2 separate regions of the Homo sapiens genome follow, and region 1 is linked to region 2. A link is a loop called in an ENCODE intact Hi-C map of the cell type or tissue named here. Cell type or tissue: PC-3. All regions are shown on one strand. Each heading gives the region's core, and the rest is flanking DNA. Links, peaks and the distances in the headings are about the cores only. Region 1 overlaps LOC105371509 (a long non-coding RNA gene). Region 2 has its middle 150 kb from the start of WSCD1.

Evidence for each region. A loop is a pair of places that touch in the nucleus more often than their neighbours do. Peaks named below come from ENCODE experiments on the same cell type or tissue, not always from the same donor. Only the 100,000 strongest peaks of a DNase experiment are listed, where the experiment ranks them.
Region 1: a loop joins it to region 2, with 7 times the contacts of the local background. A loop is called at or near these places in 2 of 110 quality-filtered maps.

The regions. Positions count from the first base shown.
Region 1 is chr17:6,364,383-6,367,196 of GRCh38, reverse strand. The region is part of intron 2 of LOC105371509 (a long non-coding RNA gene); the gene reads left to right. Among named protein-coding and RNA genes, the nearest start is that of AIPL1, 69 kb to the left of the region's middle. In PC-3, for the core only: no CTCF peak of the experiment used is centred there; DNase peaks (open chromatin) are centred at 816 and 1,406; H3K4me3 peaks cover 1,679 bases; H3K27ac peaks cover 2,278 bases.
Region 2 is chr17:6,221,992-6,224,805 of GRCh38, reverse strand. No RefSeq gene overlaps it. Among named protein-coding and RNA genes, the nearest start is that of WSCD1, 150 kb to the right of the region's middle. RefSeq lists a silencer at 1,280-1,480. In PC-3, for the core only: no CTCF peak of the experiment used is centred there; a DNase peak (open chromatin) is centred at 1,375; H3K27ac peaks cover 1,276 bases.

The sequences.
Region 1 (2,814 bases), core at 43-2,542, 140 kb before region 2:
TTATTTAATTTCCTAATATTTGGTGATTTTCTAGATATCTGTTATTACTTTTTAATTTAATTCCACTATAATAAAATAACTTGTATGATTTCAGTCTTTTAAAAATTTTTGAGACATGCTTTTCAGCCAAGTATATGGCCAATGGATATTCCTTGCTACCTGAAAAAAATGTGATTTCTGCTGTTAGATAGAGAGAGCTATAAATGTCAATTAGGTAAAATTGGTGGATAGTATTAATCAAATCTTCTGTATTCTTACAGGTGTGATGAGTTTGAAAACATATTATGAGGATATATTCTGTTTTGGAGTGGTTGGCTGGTGCAAGTTTATTTGCTGGGAACTTTGTTTTGTTGTAAACACTTAAGGCCATGTATGTCATAATGAGAGTCTGTAGAACTCAACAGGTGAACAGAGACAGCGTGGCTAAGATTATTTGACTTGTTTAATTCAACTAGTTGCTGTGGGCCCACTGTGTGCCTATCCTATTTCTGGGGAGCCCAAGGAGAGAGGATCAGCTTTCACTGGCAGACAGTCTACTGCCCTGTAATTAAGCATGCCTAGTGTCACTTTTCTTTAGAACTGAATATGCTCCGTGAGAGGGGATGTGCTCTGGTGCCTTAGGGAACTTGATTGCCTTGGCACGGAGCATGCCCAGTGGGTAGTACACTTGGAGGGGGACTGAGCATGCTCAGTGGGTTGCTCACCTGTGGACTGAGCATTCTCAGCAGGTAGTTCTCCTGAGTACTGAGCATGTGCAGTGGCTAGCTCAACCAGGGATTAAGTATTATGCATGCTGTTTTTAACTGCTCAGCTCTAATACTCAATGCTGCTGCCCTGTGTGACTGTTGGTGCCCAGAAGTTAAATCACAAAATGTCAGAGTTTTGAGTCATCAAAACCAAACCATTCATTGTACAGATGGGGAACCCACAGCTCAGAGAAGATTGAGGAATTGGTCAAGATCATACAATAAGTCATCGTCAGTGCAGGAATAAGTTGCTGTCCTCTCTCTTCTTCATGGCTTGGCCTACTGCAGTATTTCACTCTTTGGCTGGAACCTCAGGTAATCCACTATGGCAACTTTGCATGGGTGATCACATAAAGAGGATCAAGATGCAAAGATTTTTCTCCTCTGGCTTCTCTTTTCAGACATGCTTCTCCCTTTTCGGGATCCCTGGTAGGAGAAGAGGTGAAAAGAGTGGCGAAGGTCCACGGCCCACTTTGTTTCTTGGTAGCACTGGCTACTCAATGAGTTGTTTCCTTTAAGGACTGACTTATTTAGGGCTAAGGTCAGAGTTTAAGGAAAGCAGCAGAGGGGAACTCTACCCAAGGATTTGTGGTTTAATGGCCCCGAGCAATTGGGAAGGCAAGGAGGAGAGGAAAATCCTCCAGAAGGGAATGAGTAATTGTGTATAGAAATTATATTGAGCTTGTTGCGAAATGTTTGCAAACTGCCACGTATCGGCGGGTGAGCGTGCGTATGTGAGTGTTTTAGTTACAGCAGTTTATTTGGCCTATCTCTCAATGTGTCAGGAAGTGGTGTTGCCACAAGGGTCTGATGGTTTGTGTTTTCTGCTTAAGGAAAATGTAAATTATCTGGCCCATTAATATCTGGGTGCTCTAATCTGTTATTAGAGGAGAAAAGTAAAAATTCTGCACCAAGATGAATGTTTACTTTTAAGGTGATTAATAATGCTCAGCCACTGTGCATTCATCACTCTGCCAGCGGCTTCTGCAGGGAAAGCAGGAAGGAAACAGACTGGAAATACTGTGCACCGCTGCTCAGTGCTCACGCGAATGACACCTTCTGTCATCTCCCTCCTCCAGAACCTTCACTAGCTCCCTATTGCCTTCGTTATAAAGGTCGAACTTGTATCCCTCAGTGAACAGACCATATCCTGCCTGCCTACTGGAGCAACTATGATGTGCCTCTCCCTGCACTGTGGGGGAGGCAGGAGAAGAGGAAGAGGTGCTTCTTCCTAATGGAGAATTTTCTGTTCATTGGGGGGTGATAAGGAAAGCTCCTGGAGAAGCATCAGTGCCCAAGGTAAGTGAGAAATCAGGTGTTAGGCTGATGGGGCGGACTGCAAGAATCATCAGAGCCAAGAGAGGGAGAAGTCTGAGTTGGGTTGGGTTGTCAGGAAATGATTCCTGGAGGAGGTGGGCTGCAGCTGGGCCTTGGGAAATGAAAAATTTGTGGACAGCCCCAATCACAGGTACTGACCATTAAGCACCGACTTTATGCCAAGCACAGTGCTAGGAGCTTCTTGTATATAACTGTGACTCCGCCCCACAGCCCTGCAGGTGGGTATTGTTATCTTGTCTTTGTGGATGAGAAAAACAGGCTCAGACAGCTGAAGACACCTACCTGGTGTCACACAGTGAGTGAGGGGCAGAGCCAGGGTGAACAGGCCAGATTGGGAGGCTCTGAAGGCCGTGAGTCTGAATTCAGTGCTTCTCTCACCATTCTAAGCAGGAGGAACTCTCAGGAAGCAAACGACCTGGACAGAGTGTGTAATAGTAAGTGTGTAGGGTAAGGTACCACATGGGCAGAGGCTGGCCTGCCTGGAAGAAAGGAACCTGGAAGGATGACCCCCTGAAAAGTTATAGCTGGTCCCATCTCAATCTAGATGTAGAGATTCTTCCTTTTTCTGTTTTAATTAAGCTACCTTGTTTCTGGGGGTTAAGAGTTGTTCCTGCCAGAATCTAGTGTGCCCCTCTACTGGGTGCTCCTTCTGCTGGTTTCAAAGCCACCCCTGATTGCGAGTTGCTCCAGGGAGCTTACACTGACCAAAGGGAAGGAGTCTGCCTACAGA
Region 2 (2,814 bases), core at 74-2,573:
AGATGAGGTTTTGCCACGTTGCCCAGGCTGGTCTCAAACTCCTGAGCTCAAGCAAACTGCCTGCCTCGGCCTCCCAAAGTACTGGAATTGCAGGCATGAGCCACTGCACCTGGCCTATTGATTGATATTTCAAATGTTAAACCAACCTTTCACACCTGGGATAAATACCACTTGGTCATAACTTATAATGACCTTCATACATTTTTAGGTTGACCTTGCTAATACTTTGTTGAAAATTTTTGCATCAAATTCATGAGAGATATTAGTCTGGTGTTTTTTTTTTTTTTTTTTTTTTTTTTTTGGGTTTCCCTGCGTTGGACAGGCTAGTCTTGAACTCCCAACCTCGTGATCCACCCACCTCGGCCTCCCAAAGTGCTGGGATTACAAGCATGAGCCACCACCGCACCTGGCCCCTATTTCACTCTTGATATTGGTGATTTGTGTTTTCTTTCATTTTTGTCAATCTTTCTAAAGATTTGCAAATTTTATTGATGTTTTTGAAGAAGCAGATTTTTCTCTATTGTTTTCCTGTTTTTGATTTCATTGAGTTCTGCTGTAATCTTTATTTCCTCTCTTATTCCTGCTCTGAGTTTATTTTGCTCTTTTTTTTCCCCCCAAGTTTCTTGAGGTAGCAACTTATATTATTGATTTGAGGTTTTTCCTTTTTTTTTTTTTTTTTTTTTTTTTTTGACAGAGTCCTGCTCTGTCGCCAGGCTGGAGTGCAGTAGCACGATCTTGGCTCACTGCAACCTCTGCCTCCTGGGTTCAAGCGATTCTCCTGCCTCAGCCTCCTGAGTAGCTGGGATTACAGGCAGGCACCACCACGCCCAGCTAATTTTTGTATTTTTAGTAGAGACAGGGTTTCACCATGTTAGCCATGCTGGTCTTGATCTCTTCACCTTGTGATCCACCCGTCTCGGCCTCCCAAAGTGCTGAGATTCCAGGTGTGAGCCACTGCGCCCGGCTGTTTTTCCTCATTTCTTGTGTAAGCATTCAGTGCCATTAAATTCCCTCTCAGGGCTGCTTTATCTGCATTCCACATATTTTGTTGTGTTGTATTTTTATTTTCATTTAGTCTATTGAGACTTCTTTGTCTTATAGATTATTGAGAAGTTTAAATTATTTTAATTTCCACCTATTTAGAGATTTTCCTGTTACAATTCTGTCGTATTTAAGGCTCCCGGCCTTAAATAACCTTTTAAAACTGAGATTTGTTTTTGTTTTTGTTTTCTCATTTGTTTCAAGAGAATTTGTAATTTACCATTGATGGATCTTTGTGATGGCTCCTTTAAAATCCTTGTCAGAGAATCCTGCCATATGACTCATCTCACTGTTGGCATCAGTTGGTTGTCTTTTCTTACTCAAATTGTGGTTTTTGTGGTTCTTGGTGGGATGAGTCATTTTTGGTTATAGCCTGCACATGTCATCATTTATGTTAGGAGACACTGGGTGGTATTTGAATTTTTTATTTTAACAGGTGCCACTCTGTTTAGGATTAGCATGCTGGTCCTAACTTACTATATATATATATATATATATATATATATATATATTTTTTTTTTTTTTTTTTTTTTTTACTTTAAGTTCTAGGGTACATGTGCACAATGTGCAGGTTTGTTACATATGTATACATGTGCCATGTTGGTGTCCTGCGCCCACTAACTCGTCATTTACATTAGGTATATCTCCTAATGCTATCCCTCCCCCCTCCCCCCAACTCAGCAAACTATTGCAAGGACAAAAAAACAAACACCGCATGTTCTTACTCATAGGTGGGAACTGAACAATGAGAACATTTGGACACAGGAAGGGGGACATCACACACTGGGTCCTAACTTACTTTTTGTGGGATACAGTTCCAGTGATGGTTTAACTTTCAGAACTTCTGTGGTGTTATTTTGGTCGGTTTGGTTTATTTGGTCCTGCTATTGCTCCCACTAGTTCCTGCTAAAGCTGTCTTCCACTGTCAGCGGAAGCCTTCTTGTTGTATATTCACATAGCAAAGAGAGAGAGTGAGCTCTGGTCTCTTCCTCTTTCAGCTGATAAGGGCACTAATCTTATTATGGGGGCCCCATCCTCACGATCTCATCTTAACCTAATCACTTCCTAAAGACTTCATCTCCAAATACCATCACATTGGGGATTAAGGCTTCAAAATATAAATTTTAAGGAACACAAACATTCATAATATGGTGCAAGAGAAACATCAAAGTTCATTTTTTTGCACATGTACATCCAATTGTTCTAGCACTGCTTGTTAAAAAGACTATCCTTTATCCATTGAATTGCTTTTGCACGTTTGTCAAAATTCAATTATCCGTATGTGTGTTCACTTATTTTTGGATTCTGTATTCTGTTCTGTTGATCTGTTTGTAACACCATAGTGTGTTGATGGCTGTAGCTTTATAATAACTCTTGAAATTAGAAAATATTAGCCCTCCAACTTTGTTCTTCATTTTCAAAGTTGTTTTGACCCCCCCACGTCTTTTGCATTTTCATATGAATTTCTGATTCATTTTGGTAGCTTCTCTTTTAAAAAGCTTGCTGGAATTTTAACTGGGATTGTATTGAATTTAAAGTTCATTTTGGGGAGAATTAACGTCTTAACAGTATTGAGTCTTTTTGTCTATGAACACAATATATCTCTCCTTTTATTTAGGTCATCTTTAATGTTTCTCATGAATGTTTTACAGTTTTCAGTGTACACGTCTTGTATGTCTTTTGTCAGATTTATCTCTATTTATTTCATGTTTTGATGCTATTGTAATATTATTTCTTAGTTTCTCTTTCTGATTGTTGCTAGTATATAGAAAT